3 separate regions of the Mus musculus genome follow, and regions 1 and 3 are each linked to region 2. The links are chromatin loops, found by intact Hi-C in ENCODE. Cell type or tissue: heart. All regions are shown on one strand.

The links. Hi-C counts contacts between places; a loop is a spot of excess contacts. Peaks named below come from ENCODE experiments on the same cell type or tissue, not always from the same donor. Only the 100,000 strongest peaks of a DNase experiment are listed, where the experiment ranks them.
Region 1: a loop joins it to region 2, with 1.9 times the contacts of the local background. A loop is called at or near these places in 4 of 42 quality-filtered maps.
Region 3: a loop joins it to region 2, with 2.6 times the contacts of the local background. A loop is called at or near these places in 5 of 42 quality-filtered maps.

Annotation. Positions count from the first base shown.
Region 1 is chr13:43,905,842-43,913,841 of GRCm38, reverse strand. No RefSeq gene overlaps it. Among named protein-coding and RNA genes, the nearest start is that of Gm23117, 37 kb to the right of the region's middle. In heart, a CTCF peak has its summit at 4,901; DNase peaks (open chromatin) are centred at 261, 5,381, 5,661 and 6,181; H3K4me3 peaks cover 604 bases; H3K27ac peaks cover 2,050 bases.
Region 2 is chr13:44,043,062-44,051,061 of GRCm38, reverse strand. It overlaps Gm33489 (a long non-coding RNA gene), which reads left to right and starts at 5,943. Exons shown (of 4, transcript XR_382281.3): 1 at 5,943-6,161. In heart, no CTCF peak of the experiment used is centred here; DNase peaks (open chromatin) are centred at 4,431 and 7,701; H3K27ac peaks cover 1,568 bases.
Region 3 is chr13:44,225,062-44,233,061 of GRCm38, reverse strand. No RefSeq gene overlaps it. Among named protein-coding and RNA genes, the nearest start is that of A330076C08Rik, 13 kb to the right of the region's middle. In heart, a CTCF peak has its summit at 4,317; DNase peaks (open chromatin) are centred at 461, 801 and 4,321; H3K4me3 peaks cover 903 bases; H3K27ac peaks cover 4,850 bases.

The DNA.
Region 1 (8,000 bases), 140 kb after region 2:
AAGCATGAAAGAGTTTTAGGCAGCTACACCATGGAAACGTTCTGTACCCGGTTAATCATTCAGACCCTGGGGAGTCATGACCCTTCTCCCTTCTAAAGGGAGTGGTATCAGGTTCAGTCTCTGGAAGTCAGCACAGCTGCATTGCTTCAACCCGGAAATGACCACCTGCGACCCAGAGGAACAGTGACTCAAGAAAGATCTCTGGTCAGGAATTCAGCAATGGGAAGTGGGGGCGGGGGCGCTGCTTCCCTGGGCTCATAAAAGCACTGGGAATCCCCAAGAGCAGAGCTGGAGGACAGGGAAAGAGAGTGAATCTCTGACTCTCTAGTGTATGGTACCTCTATGCTTTCTACCGGATGGTAATTTCAGGTGCTGTGTTAATTTACAGTGTGTGACACTCCATATGTGATATTGTGTTTTATAAAAAGACAGAGAGGAAGGGATATGTTTGGTGGAGGCACGGTATGGTGTGGAGGAAGGGGGAGTCTCTGCCGGCCCATGCTGAGGCATACCTTCCCCCTCTGAGGTACCAGCCACAGGATAGAATAGAGTTTATTCAGGGCATGGGGAGGGGTGATGAGAGAAAGACAGAGAGAGAGAGAAAGAGAGAGAGAGAAAGAGAGAAGGAAGAAGAAGGAGGAGGAGGAGAGGAATAGATGCTGGCCATGAGCACAGGGAGAGAGAGGGAAAGGGAATGAAAAGAGAGGAGGGTGAAGGGAGAGAGGACAGACAGAGACCAAGGGCAAGAGGGCAAGAGAGAGAGAGAGAGAGGAGGGGGCAAGCAGCCCCTTTTATAGTGAGTCAGGCACACCTGCCTGTTGCCAGGTAACTGTGGGGCGGAGCCTAGACTAAATGCCAACCTGTGGGATGTGGCACACAGCCACCAACAAGTAGCACTGACGGCCTTGTTGATTTCAGCCATCATGGTAGGAGTTCTACCATGCGCTTTATATTTGTATTTTCCAGAAGGCTCGTGGCACGGCCACAGATGCATTCCACCATTTGCATAGCTTCTTTTTCACATGTTTGTTTCTTATATGTTCTTGTCTTTTCCATGTTGACTGATGTCTCATCTCCTTTGGATACAGGTCTGTGTCCTGTAGATGAATGGTTCAGCATGCCTCCTGTGCTCTGTGTTTGCTCCACTTAATTATTCTTTCCATGAGTCTATATTATTTTTTTTATTATGTAGTCAAACATCTGACTTCTTTTGTGCTTATTACTTTGTATGTGTCCCGTTTAAGAGACAGTTGCCTATCTTAACATTATAAAGAAAATTCCTATTTTTCATCAAGATAGAACTTGAAATTAGTATCTTTCACACTTCGTTGGTGACTTTTCTCATTGCTATGAACTAATACCTGAGAAGAGACAACTTAAGGGAGGAAGTATTTACTTTCGGTCACGGTGCTAGAGTGCAGCCCATCTTGGTGAAGGCTCAGCAGTGGGATCACAAGGCAGGAGCCACACCATATCCATGATCAAGAAGCAAAAAGAGGTGGATGCTGGTGCCTACCTCAATTTCTCTCCCTTTTCTATTTTGCAAAATTTGGTCCTGGGCCTCCAAGCACAGGATGGTGTGTCCCACACTTGGGATGGTGTAGCCCACATTCAGAGTGGGTTGTTCCTCCTCTCCAGTTAAGCCACACTGGAAATGTGCTCACAGACACGCCCAGGGGTATTCTCAGTCAACTTGACAGCCAAGATTAACTATCATAAACACATTGATAATTTCCCTGAATCTGATTTTAGATGCAAGATGGGAACAAAGATATTATTTCCTGTGTAGATATTTGACTCAGATCATTAGGGAAAAGGCCATCCTTTAACCAATGTGCTGCTGTGCTAACTTTATCACAAATCAAATGCATTTTATTTTGGAATTAATTTGCTAACACTTCAACATATATATATATATATATATATATATATATATATATATATATATTTAAAGTTATCTCCCTGTAGACTGTGTCTTACAGTGCCCTTACTTCAGTGCCCTTAGGATTATAACTAACCTAATAAAATTCTTTAAAATATCTTTTGATTTCTTACTCTCTGAAACAATTGTATATGATCATGTAATGTGTTTATTAAACTCTGGAAAACATTCACTAATGGAATCATCTGGGCTTGAGTCACCTTGAGGTTTTCTTAGATTAAAAAAAAAAAAGATCAAGTTTAATAAATGTTGAATGCTTACAGAATTCCTACTGGTGTGTCTCCCCTTTCTGTGAACTATTTTTATAAATTATTAAGTCTTGGCATGAAGTTGTGATATCATCTCATTTTGGACACAATAAGATCTATAATAACACATCCAATTTCTAATACAGGGATGGAGAGATGGCCCAGTAGTTAAGAGTTAATATCGCTCTTCCAGGAAACCTGATTTCCATTCCCAGAATCCTCCTCAGGCAGCTCACAAACAACTCTAGCTCCAGCTTCAGAGGTCTGTGTGAGTATATGTCACTCATGTTCTCAGTCAACTGGACTCCTTGGGCCATATACAAGTGGATATGCTCACACAAGCACACAGTCAAAATTAAATCTTTTTTGAAATTCCTGATTCTCTCTCTCTCTCTCTCTCTCTCTCTCTCACACACACACACACACACACACACACACACACACACTCCTTTTAAGCCCCTCTGCTGGTGTTGTGGATTTTCCACTGCTGGAAGCCTGTTGTCCCCTTTACCCTGTCCTCTCCTCTATTACCTCTGAGTGTCACTGAGCAGTGCCCCCCCCCAGCATCCCCGTGTGAACAGTCACATCCTTCCTTTGCATTCTCTCTCCGAGACTTCTGCATTTGTGGATATGCACTTCCGTGTGATATACTCACGCTCTAATTGTCGCTTAACCTTTAAATATATTTCTAATTTACTCCTTGACAATTGCACACATTTATTTATACAGCGTATCATGCTCATGTCATGCCCCGTCCCACCTTCATAGCCTCTCTGTCGCTGCTGTCCACACTGAGTCCAGCGCTTTGCACACAATCCTTTCACCAGCAGCCAGACTCCCAAAGAAAAATGGCTCTCCTCTCCCCCGAACCCCACCAATCCCTCATAGTTCCTGAACTCTTGGGGGAGTCTTATGAGCCCCTCCCTCATCAATACTGGAATTATTAAATGTAAACACACACTTTTATATCTCTCCGTGAGGATAAGTCAGCCATAATCCCCAGGTAGATATTATCTCATATAATCATAGTATTAGCCATAATCAGATATCCTCTGATCCTTTAAAACAGTGATTCTCAACCTTCCTGGTGCTGAGACATTTTAATACAGTTCCTCATGTTGTAGTGACCACTACCCTCCCCCCAACCATAAAATTAATTCGTGGCTATTTCATAACTGTGATTTTGCTATTGTTATGAATCATGAGGTAACTATCGGATATGCAGCCCCCACGGGGAGCAAGATCCACAGGTTGAGAACCACTGTTTTAAATGGTGCCAAAATTTTTATCATATGAAAAAAAAAGAAAATCATAGCCTTATCATCAGCTTCACCAAACAAAAGGGAAAGCGGACTCGCTATGCTCTCAGAGTCCGGTGTCAGTACCCTGGTTCCCTGCTTCCTTCCTGAAGCATGGACAGGAGACTTAACAAAACCCGGGTGGCTCCAAACAGCATCACACACTGCAAGCCATGCCGTGACTGTAGATCTGACTTGGGTTTTAAAAGCTTGTCTGTGAAGAGGCCTGGAAGTTCCCTGCTCTCCCAGGCAATCTTCACCTCCTGACCCCTTGCCAGCTGGGACAGCTGCTGCTGCTGGGTCGAGTCCCCTTTGACATGTAGTGTCTCAGTTTGCTTTCTGTGTCCGTGACTGTGGTGCTTAAATTACTTTGCATTCAACAAGCTCTTGGGTTTAATCCCACTATTGCAAAACAAACAAACAAGCAAAAAACCCAAGGAGGTCAGAGAAAGGGGTCACAGGGGGTTGGATGTCCTTAAGAAATTGAGGTGTAGTCTAGGAGTTGGTTCTTTATGTTCCCCCAAAACTTCTGTTCACTTTAATGGCTGAAAGCATGGGCAGAAGCAGAGAGGACCTGGTCAGATTAGACAGAGCAGGCAAGGGAGAAGGGTTCTCCGGTTTGCGGTGACCAGGACTGGCAGCTGCTTCCCACCAAGCTGATTGACTTGTGATCTAGCACAGGCCGAATACCTGCCTGCCACGTTTCCCCTTTCTTATTCAGCTCCGCATCTTACCTCTCTGCCCTAAGAGATGCTCTGTGCTTGATCATCAGAAGGCCTGGCTCAGTCTGGTCTCTGCTTCTTTTGGGCAGGTCGGCACAGGCATCACCACCATTATACCATCACAGGACCTAGGAACCCCACTCACCTCGGTTCCCAGGAACTTGAGAGGTGCAAGGTTTCTTCTCCCTGCAATAGGGATCCATGGAGAAGCCCTGTGGCTTCCTGGTATTCTCAGCTGTCAGGCTGCCTACAAGAACCCACCGGCCCCCTGACAACCACCTAGGCTGTCTTCATTGCCTTCCCTCCCAGTCAGGTGTGAGAGGCTGGGGGGGATGAGGGGCGAGGCTGTTAATCAGTTAGGCAACCCTGATTACATCTTAATAACAAATGCAAAACACCGAGAGCAGCAATTTGCAGTAATGGGAAAAATCAGCAGGGCCCTGGGGTGAGACAGGAAGTAAACACTCTCCAGGTTCAAATTTGGGGAAGGAAAAAAAAAATCACTTGTGAGAACCCTGGTGATGCCAGGAGAAGCCTGTGCCTTGCTGCTAGATGACAAGAGACTGCAGAGCAAGGAGAGGCTGTAGCCAGGGCCAAAGGCCACTGACTCCCTGCCTGTCTGCGGAAGGAATCTGCTGTGGGATGCTTCCAGTGCACAGACTCTTACCAGCCACAAGAGGCTAGGCTCAGCCACCAGACCCAATGCCAGTTAGAGAGTGAAATAACGGAGGAAAAACGAAGAAGAAATTTAGCCGGTCAACAAGAAGAGAAATGAATAAAGGGGTCTCCCTTCCCCCAACTTCGCCTTCAGGGTATAGACCTGAGCTTCTTGGGTTAAATAGAGGATGAATTGGGGCAAAAGGCAAGTGGTGCTCAAGAAAGGGTTAATCATTTTTTCAGCACTAGTTCTGTAAGGTGATCCCCAAAAGTCCTTAGTGCTTGAAGGGACACCACACTGGTTCTTCAGAGAAGAGTATTTAAGCTCCAGATTGCAGCCTAGCCACAGGGAGTCGGAGGAGCCTGAGGCCCAAGGTGGCTCTATCCTGCAAGGCTTCGCTCTTCCGAGAATCCGGAAGAGGACAAAGGCTTATCTTGGTTCTTCAGCCTTGAAGGGGAAAGATAAAGGTTAAGTAGACACTCCCTAAGGAGATTAACACGCCTATGCTGAGCCTTGCTGGAGTCTGAGCCAGAGCCAGAAGGAGACAGACACCGATGTAAACAGCTGTGTCAGAATTTAATCGCTCTTAGGCCAAAGCGAGGGTCTACAGCGTAGATGCCATGATTTCTAGCAAGAGTAGCATCTATGAGCCCGTTATAGGAATGCCACACTCTCCCTCATCTTGTCCACCAAAAGTCTGCCAGAAACCGACAGGAAAGATCTCTACTGGTCAATTCTGGCTAAACAAGCATACTCAACCGAAAGTGCTGCGGGGTGGCCAAGACAGATGACTGCTGTCTGCCTCAAGAGTCCTTCCTACCTTAGTCACACCACGTCAGAAAGCTGAGGGAGGCTTCAGTACATGGTATCCAGCCAGGAGAGCCTTTCTTTTTATCTCTCATGATCCATTTGGAATGCGAAGGCGCAGTTGTTTCCCACTAGAAGGTAAATTGCTTCACGGTGACCATTTTTCTTCCTCTTTTGAGAACATTCCCAACCCCGAACACACATATTTTTCTTATGTGTAATTTGATCCGGATGGTTTCTTGACCTGCATCCAAATCAAGCCGTGGGTAATTATTACTGTCACTATTGTTATTAACACTGATATTTATCATAATCTCACAAATGCCGGGGACAGCCCTTAATCTTGCTGTTTTATTTGGTTGAAAGGAAAATGTGAAGCGCTGGCCTCCCTCCCGGTTTAGCCTCTTGTATTCAGTTTTTACCAAACTCCTACATGGGGATAATTAGCCCAATTTCCAGGGATCCCGAGTCAGCTATAACTCTGAATTGTAGTCACAGGATGGAGCCAAGGCCAGCAGGTGGAAGTCGCTGAAGTTAGATTAATCTCACTGACACAAGGACACATCCAATTGTTAGGGCTCATAGCCAGCTGCCTGTTTCTGCAACCCAGCTCCTTGGAAATAGAAACACTCACGTAGAGCCCGTAGAGGATCATGTATGAGGTCGTAGAACTGAAGGGGAACTCCCTTCCACTCTTTGAAGAATTGCTAGTCTCAACTAAAAAGAAGGAAGCCGTGGAAAGATTCATGCATTTATTACAGGCAGGGAAGCGCTAACCGTGATTTGGAAACTGAAGAACTCCTCTTGGAGAGTAGATGGAAACTGAAGAACTCCTCTTGGAGAATAGATGGGCGGAGTGGGGAAACGCAGAAAGTTTGTAGAAAAATAGTAAATGGCTTTCAGGGAAACCCAGTAGTGTGCATTAGAGAGTATTCTGTGGCCTGTGACAGTCTATTTGGCCTGGATGCGAGACAGTGGTTTGGGAAAGATTCTCTATAGACCAAACTATGGCTTGTGATGAAAAGTCCACCCAGGTGTGTTCACCAATCTCAGCCATCTTCCTGGGATCTGAGCTGCGTTTTCTCTGGTTAATAGAGCTGTGTGTGCAGCCTGAGAGGGCACTCTGCTTCTCTGTGGGCAGATGGGATCTTGGGAGGATGTGGGGCCTTTGTAGAAAATCTCTTTCTGTTAGAGATGGGTGGAGACAACGGAAGGCCAGGCACCTTAAATTCTGTGTTAAACATCTGGCCTTTTAGGCATTTGGGGGTACCAGTCGCTGAGTTCCAATTTAGAAAAAGAATAAATTTGGTCTGCACGGAATTCAGTTAAGTCTGAGGCAGGGGGGCCCAAGAACCTGCATTTGTTGCTGGCACGGAGACAGACTCCGATAGCAACAGAAGAAAGAGTCAGTTTAGATTGTTAAGCTCTGCTCCGGGTCTAAGGTTTTATGGTGCCCCAGGAGCAAATTATTTAAGTAACCAGAATCCACCTCCCTGTAAAGAGTTGGGCATGGCCGACCCGTTAGAAGTGTTAACGAAGATTCAGAACCAGAGGACTGGGTTTAGCTCCACCCCCAGCATAATTCTGTCTTCATAGAAGACCTCATTCACTTTCTCAGGGGCTGCTCCCCCCCCCACTTCCTCCCCATCTCAGTTTGCTGGGCGTCTTCCATTGCTCATTGGGTTCAGATGGGGAAGCACAGATTGGGGTGGGGAGGACTAAAGCTGCGGCTGCCTTTTGTTCTCCTTGTCCTGGTTATACACGGTCTGACTTTGATGCCTTGAGACGAAACAGAACAACAACCTGTTTCCGGACATGTGATGAGGACAGTCACATCACCTTACCTGATGATCTGTATGTGACCCTACGCAGGGGTTGTAAAATCATCTGAGCCCATGTGTCTTGTGTCCCACAGGCAGCTATAGCGGGGGAATAAGGAGAGGCGAGCAGTCTCACAATACCTTGTAAAGCCTGTGGGCGCTCTGTGGTTGCAGATCACTTCCCGTGGACATCCTTGTGTCTGAGCAGCTTACCCTGTACAGCCACACATGAGGCACTGTTTGGAGAAGGAGCATGACACTGGGGACAGCAAACACTGTAGGAGAAAAATCCAGGCCATTTCCACTCTGTAACTAAAGCTTTCTTGGGCTAGAGGGATGTGGGGGAGGCAGAAGTGGGGAGGAAGGAAGGGAAAGGAGTCTTGAGTTTCACCAGGAAGCCCGAAAGGAAAAGAAATGGTACAAACCAGGGTGTGCGTGTGAGGGATGGGCTCTGGGGAGGGTCCCTGGGCCTGCCAGGGACTCCTCTGATTCTACCCTGCCTGTT
Region 2 (8,000 bases):
TTACAAAAATGTGGACAAACTTATCAGCAGCTACATCACTGAAGAAAATGATGCCCTTACCCCCAGCACCCATTAATAGTCCATAATCTCCTATGGAAAAATAGGGCCTCAAGAGCCCTCCCATGTGTGATGCAAGGATGATGTAGGCAGTCTTGTGCAGTTACAACGACAGCTTCAGTGAGTTCACATGCGCAATAGCCATGTCACTTCTGGAAGATGCTACTGCACAGCTCTCCTCCTCAACCTTGGGCTCTTACAGTTTTCTTGCATTATATCCTTCAAGCTTTGGCTGGAGTGATATAGACACACTCTTCAGGGCTGAGCACTCAACAGTGCTATCAGCATTTTGACCAGTTATGAGTGTCCATGCTTATTATTACCACCCCCTGCAAAAGAGGCTTTTTCCAATAAAGGCTGGAAGCAATACTAAGTGCTGGTATAGCCACATGTGTTCAGCAGGAGGTTTGACATCATGCCCATCTAACAAACTAGGAAAAGAGTCTCCTCTACACTAAACTTAGTTCTTCCTTACTCACTGAGACCAACTCTTTGGTGCATGTTACTAGCTTCGCTTGCTAGAAATGTTCTGACTATACAACAAAACTTCAGCAAATGCTACTTGTTGGATGTACCTTATCTCTTGGAGGCTTCTCTGTTGAAAATGTAGTCCTCAGAGTGGCCACATAAAAGGTAGCAAAGTTTTGAGGAGACGGAGCTAATGGGAAGGCACTGGAAGGGTCCCTTCAGAAAAAAAAAAAAAAAAAAAAAAAGAGTAATTCCCATGGGACTCAAGTCAATTCTTGTGAGGAGATTGAAAAGGAAACAAACCACGAAGCTAGAACAAGGAGGGTTCCCCCAGCTCTTATTGAGCCATGGACCATAGCATTTAAGATCCTGGTTCCTTGGCTGGCTAAGATCACTCTGAAGTATGTTCTGCACAGGCTTCTAGAGTTCTGCTTGGGACTCAAGGACAACAGGGCTCCAGCTACCTGCTAGGACAGCTGCTTCATGCCACTCCTCTCTTCTCCATCTGCTTCTCCCAATGATTCTGTTCCCTTATGGTCGGCTGAGATGTGGATTCCCCAAATTCAACAACTATGTCTCTCAAAATTCTCAGGTTGGAATCTCTAACCCTCATAGCGCAGTAGGACTGTATTGAGCTCTAGAATCTTTAAAAGGGCAATTAGGTTTAAATAAGATCATGTGTGTGGGCTGTCACTCAATCTGATTGATGTGTTTCACCGGGAGAGATAAGGACGAAGAGAAGCCCAGAGTGAATTGGTGGGAAGATTCAATGGGAAGACATGGTGGGAAGACTCGGTGGGAAGACAGCTATCTGCAAAGTGCAGAGAGAGACTTAGGAGACACCAATCCTTTTGATCTCAGGTTGCAGCCTCCAGACCTGTGAGAACAACCATTTCTGTTGTTTAATGCACCTGGTCCGTGGTTCTTTGTTGTATCAGTCTGAGCTTAATTAGTTAATTCCTAATAAACCCCTTGCCCTTGAATTGGTTCAAGGTCTGCTTCTAGGGATCTCAATCTAATATTCAAAGGTTATTGATTTTTTTCAGCTTTTCTTCTTTCCTAATATATGCAATTATGCTATAAATTCCCTTCTAAGCATGGTTAATGCTCTGGCATGCAGCATTTGACAGTATAATAACAAGAATTTGTAGGACAATAGTATGCTTTGATAGGCAATACCATCATTTGAAATAGCTTCTAGATCTCAGTGTAACTTCAGCTACAACTTGGAAAAGCTTCACACCCGCTGTATATATGTTACATGATATGAGTCACTTCGGCCCAGTGACTAGAATTAGCCACAAAGGAGCCAGACACACAACTCCCTGTGTTTGCTTATAACATCTTTGCCTTTACCTTTTTGCATAGGTGCTCCAATTTCTTCACTCTCTTAGTTATGTCTATTGCTGTAATAGGACATCATGGCCCAGGCAACTTATAGAAGAGTGTTTATTTACGGCTTACAGTTTCAGAGGATTAGAGTTCATGACCATCATGGCAGAGGGCAGCATAACAGTGGTCAGGAAGGCATGGTGCTGGGGTGGTAGCTGAGGGTTTACATCTTGAGACATAGAAGAGAGAGAGACAGAGAGACAGAGAGAGAGAGAGAGAGACAGAGACAGAGACAGAGAGACAGGTAATGGGCTATATTATGGTGTAAATCCAAAATATCCTCCATAGACTGGTAAGTTAAATCCCTGGTCCTCCATTGCTGCTGGTCTTTCAAGAGTTTGTGGAAGCTTTGGGGTGGTGGGTCCTGGCTGATGGAAGTGGCTCTGTGGGAACAAGCTTGAGTGGCACAGCCTGGCCCTGCATCTTCTCCTGCTCTCTGCTTTCTGATCCATCTCCCCTGTGAAGAACCTCGCCATATGTTTCTGCCGCGATGGACCGATCCCAAAAATCTTCCCTCTCATGATGGACTGCACCTTTTGAGACCCTGAGCCCAAACTAATCTCTTCTCCTTTAGATTGCTTGCATTACTTATTTTGTTATGGAAACAAGAAAAGAAACTAACTCAAGGGGTCTTTGGCTCATGGGGCCTATTATTGCAAGCATCAAGATTTGACTCCAAAACCAAACAAAGCTATAAAGCATACACCTTTAGCTAATGCACTCCCATTGTAAGCAACAGAAGCTGAAGGTCTTAGACAGCTCTCCCAAGCATCTCGCTCTCCTCTCATGTCTTACATGGATCTTAGTAACTAATTCTTGTGAGCATAGATAGGTGCAACAGCCTCCCAACATTTATTGTACCTTCTGTATGCTCGGCTGTTCCAGCATACAGATTTCAGAAATACAGGCCTATCAGGTTGTGAATAGACAGACCCAAGGTCCCACTCACCAATGGTTCGGAGAAGCCCATTTCTCCTTTATGCATGAACACTTCTAAAATGTGTTACAAAATTATTCGTTCTCGACACTGAGTATTGTATAGCGCACAGGAGGAAAGACGACGAGGCCAATGAATTGTTTGTTAAAAAGCAAGCAAACAGTAAAGCTGACTAGAACCACGAAACACCTTTTTGTAGGGCTGCCATCGTGTTGGAAGGAACAAGGTAATTCTAGGACACAAAACAGAGGCTTGGGAATTCTGAGAAGACTGAAAACAAGTTCCCAACGTTGACTTGGGGCATGGGTTAGTTATATAAATACTAGCCACCAGATATCTCAGGAAGACTGTCCTCAAACTTGACATTCACAGTATGTCCATCACACAATGACTGTCACAGAGTGAACCTCACACGGGGTCCATCATACAATGGCAATCACATGTGATTGGACTCTATTCTGTGTGTGCTTGTGGACTCTAGATCTCTGTGACACTGGAGTCTATTCTGTTTGTGGTGGGTGCTTGCCATACTTAAAATTGTGGAAGGTCTTATTGTTGTTTGTTTTTTGTTTTTTTTTTTAAGTCTGCTTTCTTCCAAGCCAGTGTAGAGTTTAGATAGACACTCTGTGGTATCTTGACCTTCTCACAAACAGTCTGGCTTTGTTCAAGTTTGTTTAAGCACAACATACTTAACTGCTATGGCCAACCCAGGTCCCTGCAGCATAGATACTCAGATTCTGCACCCTCCCAAGAGCCCAACAGTCCTTCTTTCTTGGGTCACTTGGAATCGCTATTTTCAAATTGAGAAAGTAAAAATGATATGGGGACAAGTGTCAAAGCAAGTATTTTCCTTCTTAAACTCCAATTCGTGAGGACATTTCTATTGAAGCAGGTAGTCCCCCCCCCCTTTCTCCTGAGTACAGAGGAAGACACATACCCCCCCCAAAATCTAGTCTCTTTCTTTGATCCCTGTTTGACACCAATTCATATTTCTCATATTTTTTAATGTTTAAAACAAGTATTTGGGAGAAGGGGGTACACATGAGTGCAGAATGTTTATGGGGAAGTCAGCGGATAGCTACAGGAGTTAGTTCTCTCTTTCCATCACGGAAGTCCCAAATATCAAACTCAGGCTTAGCAACAAGTGAACCCCCTAGCCAGTCTGACATCTTAGCCTGCCAACCGCCTAGCAACCACTTCTTATGTGATCATTGAAATCATGGAGAAGCTAGCACCAGGCTCAACTCAGTGATTATAAGATTCTCTAAGTAGCTTCCCTTGCTGTTTAATTTGAGACCTGTCCACCGTGTCCTTTGGCCACCTGCATGTGCAGTCACATCTGTTCTGGACCGCTGTTCTAGAATGCTCTTTGCCTTCCATAGAGTTGGTGATGTGTAGGACAGTCAGTAAAGTAAACTCTCCCCAAACATGAGTGAGCCTCACAAGGAATCCTTTGTATCAGCTGGGGCACTCCCATCAAGTTGTCCAGGGAAAGTTCACATGATCTCATTTCCCTCTCTTAACGTGACTAACTTAGGCACAAGACAGAAATATTCTTAGGAGATAGATGGCTTCCTCCCTCTCAGAGCTGGCTTAGAATAGAGGAACAAGGCCCCTGGGGGTCAAAGCAAGACCTCATGAACCCTCGATACTTTAAGACAAACAATGGGGACCTTATTCTAAATTTAGTTTGTAAGTAAAGGTTTTCCTGCAGGCTTCCTTCCTCACTGACCCAATGATGCTATGTCCTGGTACCTCCCCCCTCTCCCTCCCACCCCCAATCCCTTGTCTACCATTTTCTTCAAATGGCCTCTCTACTTAGATTTTTTTCCCTCCATAATTCTGCACAACAGAAAAAGACAAATAGATTTTTTTTCCTATACAACCTCACAACCATCGGATTAGAAGAAAAGGTGAGACTTGGAAAAGAGGGAAGATGGTGTCTTTAACATTAATTTCTGTGTCCCTGTGTTGTCGACACTAGGAGACGGAATGTTGGGAAGTACCTGGAATTAGTCTTTAGAGTCGGAAATCCCTCGTTGGGACTGAAGGCTTTACCAGAAGAAGAACAAATTCTTGAGTTGTCCTGCTTCATATCTAAGACAAAGCTAGGTCTCTTCCATGCTTAGGAAGTTTCCAAGCTGGGATGCCACTTCTAGACAAGGCTGTCATGTGCACTAAAACCCATAAGCCCTAAATTCCACACGATTTGTTCAGGGTGAAAACTCTAACCAGCAGTTCATTACACCAGACTGTCCTTCAGTAAGGTCACTGCCACACCACCTCTACTGTCCTGCTCTTGACATGAGGAAAATTCTCTGTTAAGAAAAAAAAAAAGCATCTAACAGGATGGAAACAGGGTGGTGGGAGCTGGATTCTGTATAAACAGTCTTCCATCCTATAGATTGACCAAGAACAACAAAAGGCCTCAAATCCACAGTCGTCAGGTAGAGACCCCAGGATACCAAAGTGTACTCTTCCTCCAGAAAACTAGATCCCTTATGTCACCTACAAAGATCAGTGTGTGTGTGTTCCTTGTGTGTCCAATGCCATCTTCTTTGCTATTGTTTGTTAGTCTGTATTAGGATATGAAGCCCATGGCGGCCTCAGATTTACAGTCCTTCTACCTTTGCTTTCCAGGCACTGCACAAGTATTTTAAATGGAACCAACACAATCATTTATTGCCATTGTTGGAGCACATCTCTGCTTCTTTTCCATGAACACAAGATAAAGCTATGGGCACATAGGTAGGAGCCACACTGTATAAAACTATGAACGTGTGTAAATTAAATGTTGTTATGTACATTGTATAAACTCTCACAGTTCAAGAGAAACAGGACTATGCTTCCTCCTTCTCCCCGTCCATCCTTGAATCAGGCTCTCTGTAGCTCAGGCTGTCTTTGAACTCATGACTCTCCTACTTTTCACTTCTCAAGTGCTGGGATAACAAGGGTGTTCCATAGTGCTGGCTCAGCATTGGAGATTTGAAATCCTCTGATGCAGGGACCAGCAGCCTCGAATCTATTTCCCTGGGAGACCTGCTCTCAGAAGCACTGTGAGACGCCCTTCTCCTCTGAGCCTGAGCTCTTCCCCTCCCTATTCAGCCTGGCTGCCGAAATGGCCGGCAGTGCGCAGGTACTGCCAGGTACGTCCTTCCCTCTCCATCACGCGCTCTGTTGGCCCCTCTGAGCAGAGTTTGCACCCATCTGCTCCTCTCACCCTTCCAGGCTGAAATAGGAGGTGTTGCTTTGTGGTGTTCCTACCACAGAAGACACAAGCCAGGAGCAACAAGGAAAAATATGGAGCGTAAGCCCCCCCCCCCCAACCACCCTCCACCACCCCCGTTTCCAGGTCATCAGCATGCGAGCAAACATGCATGAAAGTAAGTGCTAATGTGTTGCATGATTCAGTGTTTGCGAGACTCTCAACCCAGATAGCATAGGCCACGCCCCAGCATTACACGGTAACGAATTCTAATCACAACCCGTGCATGATGGCTGAAGCAGCCAACTCGCGATCAAAGTAAAGAACAAAATAACAACAATGCGGAGATGGAGATAACTCCCGTGTCCTAATTAGCTGGCAAAGGCGTTTACAAGCAGGACCACTGGGGCGATTCTGTTATTTGAAGCAATTATAGCACGTCTGATTTCCTCATTCCAACGTTGGTAGTTCCTACTGCCTTTTCTCGAAAATAATAATAATAATTCTTAACTATAAAAGCAGTTTCAGCCTATCCAATTATCTAGATTCTAGCTTATACTTTTTATTTGGAGATTTTTATGTAGATTTCTGCAGTGACCAGAAGAAGACCAGATTAACAGGCAGCAATGTCTCATCTCAGGCTGACTCTTTTCATTCTCTTGATCGTTTCCCTTCCCTCCTCTTCTCTCTCCTGTTTTCCACTGAGTGCATTTGAATGTGTGATTGAAAGGAGAGTCACGGTAAAAATTCACAATGAATTAAAAACGTCCAACAGAGAATTCTGGGCAGAGTAAATAGAGTTTAATGTTTGGTTAGTTCTTTTTTTTTTTTTTTCTTTTCTGAGAGTGTCTCAACTCCAGCTCATTCTCTTTAATTGTGTATTGTCAGTTACCTGATATTAGATAAATAACCCCCGGCAGATTTCAGCCCAGAACAAATATTTACAGTTAAGCAGTAAACTCCAGAAAGTGGCTTTGAACATAGGCCATTGGTGAAAGGGGGTACAAATCAGGCTGATTGTGTCTTGGGCTTATACCCACACATGGAGTTGTTACAATGAAACCGTTAAAGATGCTCAAACGATGTTTATCAGAAGAAAGCTGGCCTCTGCTAGGCTGAGACAGAGGGTTAAAAGGCTCTAGGAGCTGGGATGTCGCAGCACTAATGGGCACAATTTTTACAGACAGAAGGGCCAAGCCTTCGTCATAGTGGTAAATCTGTAGTGACAGACGTTTGTTCTATATTTGTGAATGACCTGATTTGGCATGCATGCAGCTCGTTCTACTGACAATAATGGTAACATGGTGTGAGGGAGAGAGAAGAAAAGAGAAAGGATGGGGAGGGGGCGTGGTGGAGGGAGGAGAGAGAGATCCAGACAGAGAGAAAGGGGAAAGGGGTTGTCAAACAGTTGGAGATCAGGAGCAACTGAAGGTGACCTAAAGGGAAACAGCCCTTAATGTCTGGTTGTTTTAATCTGGAAGGAAGCTTATGTTTATTCCTAATTGATTTGGGGCAATGCCCTTTCCTCCCTTTCTGCTCCCTCCTTCCCTCTCCCCTCTCCCTCTCCCTCTCCCTCCCCTGCAGTCTCTAGGGAAGGTATTCAGAACAGCTGTCAGACCATGCTAACCGGATGCTTCTGCATCCAGAAATCTCCTATAATTTGCAACATTTGATTAGCTCTCCATCCTGTGCCTTGGTATTGCAACCCGTGGGCATTTCAGGTAGGAGAGGAACTGGCCTGAAGTGACGAGAGAAAATGAAAGGCTGCCAATCACCAGGAGGGAAATTTTACACCGTCCCTGCTTCCTCCCATCTCTCAAGCCATCTCCCTTTTAAAGTAGCAGAGATAATTCATACTGTGAGCATGATACCCAAAGAGACCTCTGGGGAGTGGGGAGGGCTTAGGTGGCGGGTAGATCAGTTAATAAAGACAACCCGGGG
Region 3 (8,000 bases), 180 kb before region 2:
CTGTAATTCTGAAAACTCTTCTTCAGTTTCCCCCATATTTAACAGCATAAAGCATCTTTCCCACTCCCCAACTTAAAGAAAGACTTCAAGATGATGTCCATGGCAGTTTACCCAGGGTAGGGGGGAGCTTGCAAAACTAGCAGCTGTGTTCATTCTGAGCGGTGTGCTTTTTTGAGGGAGGGGGCTGGGGAGACTTGTCCTCCGAGTCATCTTAAGTCTTAGGATAATACTTACCTGAAGAGTTGGCTTGCCACATCCAGCTCAGGCGTGGAGTTTGGGATCGGTTGCACCCTGCTTAAACAGCGATCTGGGCAGCTGTGTGTATGCACGTGCTGTAGCTGCAGTGCACGCGTGAGCACGTGTTTGAACCTGCCTACCAACTGGGAATGGGCGTGGGCTGTGTGAAGCTCTCGCTCTTGTTTCCATCTCTGACTTGCAAATGAGGCCTGTTTTCATAAACTCAGTCAGGCTGTGGGAGTAGGAGCCAGAAGATCCGAGGGAGTTTTTCCCATAATGCTTGCTGCCCCCCCCCCGGGGGGGGGGAAGACACAAACCTGGTGGTGTCTAAGGCAGGGAAGACCTATCTCCAGGTGAGGCCGAGAAGGATAATAAATACCGTTTGCTGGCATGAGTTCCTAGGGCAGAGCTGGCCACAGGAATCGAGGTCCCCAGGATGTGAGGACCCCTTACAAAGCAGGCATTTATGAACCGGTTTGCTCGCCACTAATTAATTCCCCAGACATTCACCAACAGTAACAATCCCTTCAATTAGAGGCCAGGCCCTGGAAAGCCCTGCTGTTTATTGGAACTGACATCTGCATGGCCAAGTGTGACTGTGTTAATACGGAAATGCACAAAGGGACCCGGAGTCCTCCCTCCCCATCCCCGTAGCCCCCCTGTAACTTTTAAGCAAGGATTTGGCTCTTTAAGGAGTTTTTAATTTGTGGCTTTGCACTTTGGTGGTTAGCTTGTCAGCACGTTGCTTACGCTTCTCCCTGGGCTGTGATGTGCCCCTGTTCTGGGTTCTATCATAAGCTCATGAAAAGGACCTCAGACACTCTAAGGACAGATCTGCTGGAACTAGAGTTACAGTCTCCTGCGAGCTGCTATGTAGGTGCTGGTCACCAAATGTGTGTCCTCTGCAAGAGCAGAAAGTGCTTGACAGCTGAGCCATCTCTTCAGCCCTGGGTGTTGTTGTTGTTTGTTATTATTGTTAGCTTGTTTGTTTGTTTCCTGGCATTTTTAGGAAGTTGACTTTCCCGATTCTCCTATTCTGGGGAGATGTCAGGCTAGATGGTACCAAGATGATTAAGGGAATACACCCCTGACCACTGAGAAAGAGGATTAAACCTGAGCGAATTCACAGATCTAGACAAGGCAGGATTAAGACAGGCTGGTGGTAAGAGGGAGCCAGGGATAAGAGGGCAGGGCTCCAGGGGAGATGCAGGCAGCTGGCTGGCCAGCTTTGTGGAAGCCCTGGCTTCCACAGGCATTCACTAGGGGTCCAGAAAGCCAGTCTGGGCACAGAAAGGGACTGGGTCATCTGGGGGCATGCACTCTGGGCTGAGGGAGACTCTCACTGCGAGGCAGAGCGTAAGCTGATCATTTGAGGCTTGGCTGACCAGGGCATTAAGTCTGCAATAATTTAGACAGATGGAGACCAGTGGGATGTGGGAGTTACTTCAGGAGAATCAGAGTTAAGACAGTGTGGGGTAAGAAAGGGGAACTGGGGCACACAACCTAAGACTCCGCCCTGACTTGCCCTCATAGGACATAATTTGAGGACACTTCCCAAAGTTTTGTGTGCTGACAGCTTGACCCCTCAGGATGACAGGGCGAATGTGGAGGATCTTTCAGAGATGGGGCCTAGTGGGAGGTGACCAGGTCACTGGGGCACTACCCTAGGAAGAGATTAATGTAGTGCTCTTCCCCCCAAGAGTGGGTGGTGGTAGAAGCAGTGCACCTCACAGGAACATACTTGCCTGTTGTTTTGTCATGGTCGTCCCATCGCTACACTACACCACCTTCATGCTGGAGTACAGACAGCCGCCATCACCCCTTTGAGCCCCCAAAGCTGTAGGAAAACTGAAGCTCTTTACTACTGTGTCCCTTGATCCTGGTGTTTGGTTATAGTGACATGGAGCAGACTCAAGCAGGCTCTGAGAGCAAGGTCCCCTTTCTACAGCCCCATCTCAGGCTGGGAAGGAGGTAAGCAAGGAACAGCAGCTTTGTGGTTAGAGCTGAACGGTCAAAAGATGTGAAAGCTTTATGGAGGTCAAAGAAGGTCAGGTCAAAGAAGGGAGGGCTCAGATGACAGCGTAGTGGGGAAAGTACCTGTCTCCTAAGCACGAAGAGCCGAACCTAATCCCAGCACCCACGGTAAAGATAGGCATGTACCTGTAGTCCCAGCACTGGGGAGCAGAGACAGGGAGATCCCTGGGCTCATTGGCCACTGGCCGCTGTTATAGACCAGCGAGAGATCCTGTCTCAAAACAGAAACAAAACAAACAAAACCCATCTTGACATCTTGACAGCTTCCAAGAGGATCTTCTACTCTTTATATGAGTATGCACTTATTTGTGCACATGTACCCCTCCCCACACTCACACACATACACACACACACACACATACTCACATACACACACTCACATACACACGCTCACATATATATACACATACACTCACACACACATACACACATATACTTACACATACACTCACATACATACAGACACATACATACACTCACATACATACACACTTACACGTATACTCACATACACACACACTCAAATACATGCAACACATACACACATACACTCGCATGCACACAGACTCACACATATACACTCACACACACACTCACACACTCACATACATACACACATTCACACACAATTCATACACACACTCACTCACACATACTCATGCACATACATTCACACACACACACTCACACACATTCACTCACATACTCGCACACTCACATATACACACATACATACACACACATACATACACTCACATACACACACAATTCACACACATACACACACACATTCACATACATACACTCACACACACTCTCCCACACACACCCCACACACTCAAAGAACACACATGGGGAGAATGCAATACAGCAAACAAGAGAGAGCACCTAGAGAGAAGACATGCCCATGAGGACACTGAGGGGCAGTACAGGTGACCCTGGCAAAGTCAACACTGACAGCACTAGAGAATAGGAGATGGTGCTGGCTGCTCCCATAAACTGCCGGCCCTTGGAGGGTGCTAGTCACAGGCAGGTATGGTTCTGAGGGCTTTAAAGGAAGTAAACCAGCCGATACTTGTGATGAACATGGAGCCCTGGATGCAGAAGTTTAGTTTGTCCCAGCTCTTCTGGCATCAGGACCTTGTGACACTAGACAGGTGACAAAGCCTGTGTGTATTTTAAGGTCCTGAGTAACTCAGGATGTGTGTTAATATCAGCTGATCTAGAGAAAGGACCTCAGACTCTGGAGACCTCAACCTAGATGACAACTCAGCAGGAGCACCAGGCTCACATCCCTCCACCCACACACCCATCCTTCTATGTCTCAGATCCTACGTGAAGCCCTTGCGTTGCCCAACACTCCAGCCTGGCCCTCATTCCCTTCTCTCTCCCTCTGGCTCTCACGTCATTAACAAAACTCCCCAGACCCTTGCAAATCCCCTAAAGCAGGACTGTCCCAGGAGACAAATGGTGGATTTAATAAGCTTCCCCTTAAATGGCCTCAATCCCTTCCAGTTGATTAGGAGGAGAAAACACCGGACTGCAGGACAGTTCCCGGGCAGGAGGTGAGGGAGGGAGAATAAAGAATGTCTCCCAGCTCCCGGGCCTCGGGGACCAAATTAAGAAAGCAGGCACCACTTACTCAAAATCAGATGAATGTCAGCGGAATGTTTGTCAAACAAACTTGTCATTATTTGTCACAATTTGAGGACGTATCCGTCAGTCGTCACACTGGAGCGTGTAACAGCTATTTATAGCTGCCAGCCGAGAGTTTTAACTCATGCAGGGCCAAGGCTCCACAGTATAAACAGATTTATTTATAATGATTGCGCAGCTATAAATAGTTTGGTTTGGGGAGCGTCGAAGAACAGCTCTGGAATGTTCTGCCAGTGCCAGCGGCAGGAAGGCTGACAGCGGGAGATGAACCCTGCTTTTTGTTTTGTTTTCTTCTTCTTCTTTGGAGACTCTTTATGTATGTCCTTGGTCACACCCTTCCTCAATGTCTCTTCTGGAAGGGGAGTGGTGTTCCTCTGCATTCCCAGGAGATGGTAGAAGTTACTCACTTAATTAACATCTGCCCCAAGATCCTCCCTTGAAAGGGAGTCCAGGCCGGGGCTTCGCCTCCTTTGTGCCTATTCGTGGACAATGAACTAATTACAGTCTCTTTTCTCCCGCAGGGTTGGGGGGGGGTGTTATCCTGTTATTCCAGCGAGAAGGCAACTCTCCAAAGGCTTGTTTATAGCTTCAGATTTAATTTGAATGGCTGTGTCCTCTCTTCCAAAATAAGAGGTTATCAGAAATGAACTAGTTTCTCATGTCAGCAGGACCCCAGCTGAGGATTAAAGAGTAGGGGTGGGGGGAGGTGCTGAGGAGAGGGACGGGAACACGCATGTATAAACTGTACATGGAAAACACATAGTTGCATCAGTGTAAAATCCGATCATTATAACATTTGGCACAGGGGCAATAGCGATCCACTAGCCAGCCTGCACCCCTGCCCTCAAGAGCACATACCTATTTATCACATTGAAATGTCTGCTGTCATACCTCTTTCTAATGCCATCTGCCAAAGTCATCCGCTCAGTTTTCATGCGGCTGGCCTCAATCTTATTTTGCATACACACACACACACACACACACATATACATACATAAAGAAAAGGTGTGTCCTGGAAAAAAATTTATTGGATCTTAATTTGCAAGATTAGTTCTGGTTCATTTTATGGCTGTAATTTAATACTCATAATGATTTTCTGACACATATGTTTTAGCAGCAAGCTCTCCCTCCTATTCATCTTTCATTTCGATACAGCTCTAAAGTAGATTAGGCTGGATGGTACGCGTCAGGGAGTGTGGCACCCCGAGAGAAACTGGCATCAAACTGCTGCGGCTGCTCCAAGCTGGCAACAAGGCTCAGCTGGGCACAGGGGATGGGATGGCAGAAGCAAGAAGCCCAACTTCGAGAGCCATCATTATCAGCTATATCATCATCATCATTACCATCACTAGTGTAATTCTTTGAGGACGGCTGTAAGTCAGGCCCTATGTAATCAAAAGCCGCTGAGTACCTCTGCAGGTAGTATAGCTTATGGGTACAAACCGATAGTTTAGTTCTCTGGATGTCAAAGAGGGGGAAGGCTCTGGAAGGTTCTGCCAAAGCCAGTGACAGGGCAGGTAGACATCAGTAGCAGAGAGATGAATCCTGTGAGTCTTTGTCCTTTCCCTGGAGTCCTCAATGCTGCAGGACCCTAGGTGTGGAGGCCCACGTTTGGCGAAGGCAGGTTTCCTTTGACAGTCTCTCTGGGAACCTAAGTTATACATTTGCAAGAATGTACACATGACTATGTAACTTGATAAAAGTGACTTAAACTGAAAGTTGAGAGAGATTTGGGGAGTGCGGAGCTCATCCTGGAGAATGTGATGGACCTCTGAAGCGAGCAGCCCCCAAGCCTGGTTTAGGGTTATGACAGAGGCACCCAAGGCCAGGGTACAGGAAATCCAAGGGCATAATGTGAATCGAGTTGAATGGCCAGGTGGGCAACTCTTCGTTTATTATGGGAGAAGCCGTCACCATACATGCTACTAAGACTAATCCAACCTGCTGTGAGTTTACCTCACAGGGAGCTACACAGGACAGACTGCGTTCAGACAGATGGACGCTATACCAGGATTCTCCTTTACCCTCTTCCAAGTCCTCTCAGACTTTGTGAAGGCTCTGTACTATTTTAAAGGATAGTTTTCATCCTCCCTCCCTCCCTCCCTCCCTCCCTCCCTCCCTCCCTTCTTTGGTTTATTTATTTATTTATTCATTTATTTTTAAAGAGAGGGGTTCTCAATGTTTAAAATAGGACAGATATTTTCATACTAATGATAACATCTTCACGTTACCAAGCAAGTAATTTCATGGAGGCTTCCCAGGACTAGAGATATGCATAGTTAGGAACAGCACTACTAATGTGTGCTATACAAGATGTCAGTCTGATACAGCTTATGGCGAGGGCTTTTGTTTATCCCTGTTTCTGCCTTGTGTCCTCTCCCCACCCCCCAGCTCCCTCATGTGAGCTGAGGAAGGTGCACTGTGAAAGCCATAGGCAGCTGAGGGTCTTCTTGAGGTAGCTGTTAGGGTTTTCCCCACGATTTCTCTCCTCAACAGAGGAGGGAACAGAGCCCCGGTGTCTCAAGGCTTTCCCATTCGACTTTCAAGAGACAGAGTTGGGAAGAAACTACTGTCTCTTTCCTCACAACAAAAAACAAACTACTCTTAATACTTGCTAAGAATGGATGCATGTGCCCTTATGAAGGTTCATCCTGGTGGCTCAGATAAATGTCCTGAAGGCAGGAATAGGGCTCTAAAATTCTTTCTGAAGAGTTTGTCATAAGCTATATCAAATTTACATTTTGTATAGCACAAATTAATAGTGGTGTTATTAACTTTCTGAAGGGTTTCAAATTCTTAAACATTTTTATTTATTTTTTTAATTCTTTCTCCTTTTTCTTGCCTTGGAGAGAAATGGGGGAGGGAGCTGCGTAGATGTCTTACTCACACAGGTCACCTTAGTTTTTGAGACAGGCCCTCTCTCTGAACCCAAAACTCAGGGATTCACCTGAATTGGCTGGCCAGGGAGCCCAGGCTTTCTCTTGTCTCCGCTTCCCCGGTGCTGAGATTACAGGTACCCTCACCCTGCTTTTACGTGGGTGCTGGGGCTCAAACTTAAGCCCTCACCTTTGAGCAGTAGGTTCATTCCCCACAGAGCCATTTCCCCAGCCTCTGCAGCTCTTCTTTCTTCTTGCTTAGGGCCTTGCTGGCAGGTAGATCCTGCTTCTCATAATTTACCCTCAGTAAGATGGGGTAACTTCTCCATAAGATGGGGAGTCCTGAGAGAGTTGGGTGGTGTAGGAGAGACTGAATGCTGGGTCCTCGCACATGGAATGTGGTCAGCAGCAAGGACAAGAGAAGGAAAGTGAAACAAGCTAAATACCTCAATACTTCCAAGGCTCCAGGCTCCCTCAGCCTGGCAGGATCCACCCCAGAGATGTTCCTAGTGACCCTGAGAGGGATGTAGGAGCCACGTTCACCAACAGATTTGGGCACACACAGATCTGATAGCTCAGTGGGGACTCAGCAGGGGACAGTGAAGGTTGAGCCCTACCAGCAGACAAAAGGAGTAAGAGGAATCTGGTCTGGTTAGCAGGCCCAGGGAGTGGGTGTCTGCATGGTTGTGTTAACTGCGCTTCACTGGTGTGGTCAATGCCTGAGAGCGCCCTTTCGAAGAATGAAAGATGTATTTGCCTTCTGCTTTTGGGCCATGGTTGCTCGGGTTTGAGACAAGGCCAAGCATCATGGCAGAGCATGTGACTACACAGGAGAGCAAAGCTGCTCCCATCATGGCCTCCAGGAAGCAGGCACTGGGGAGGTGTGATGACAAGAAGCACCCTTGAAAGCATGATTTCCGTGACCCACTTTCTCCAACCAGACCCTATCCCCTACTGGTTCATTCTGCTATGAATTGAGCCATGGACTAACCCACTGATGAGGTCAGCATGCCCATTATACAATGCTCTCTCAGCAGTGCCACCACCTGGGAACAGAGCACTCCATCATGAGTCTTTTGATGCTGTCGCAGAGGTTGGTCTCACTTGGGAACTCAACTTGCCCCTATTGGAGGTGCTGTTTGGCTCCAGATGGGAATCAACTCCATCACAGGAACAGCCAGGCTGTCTGGCTGTGAA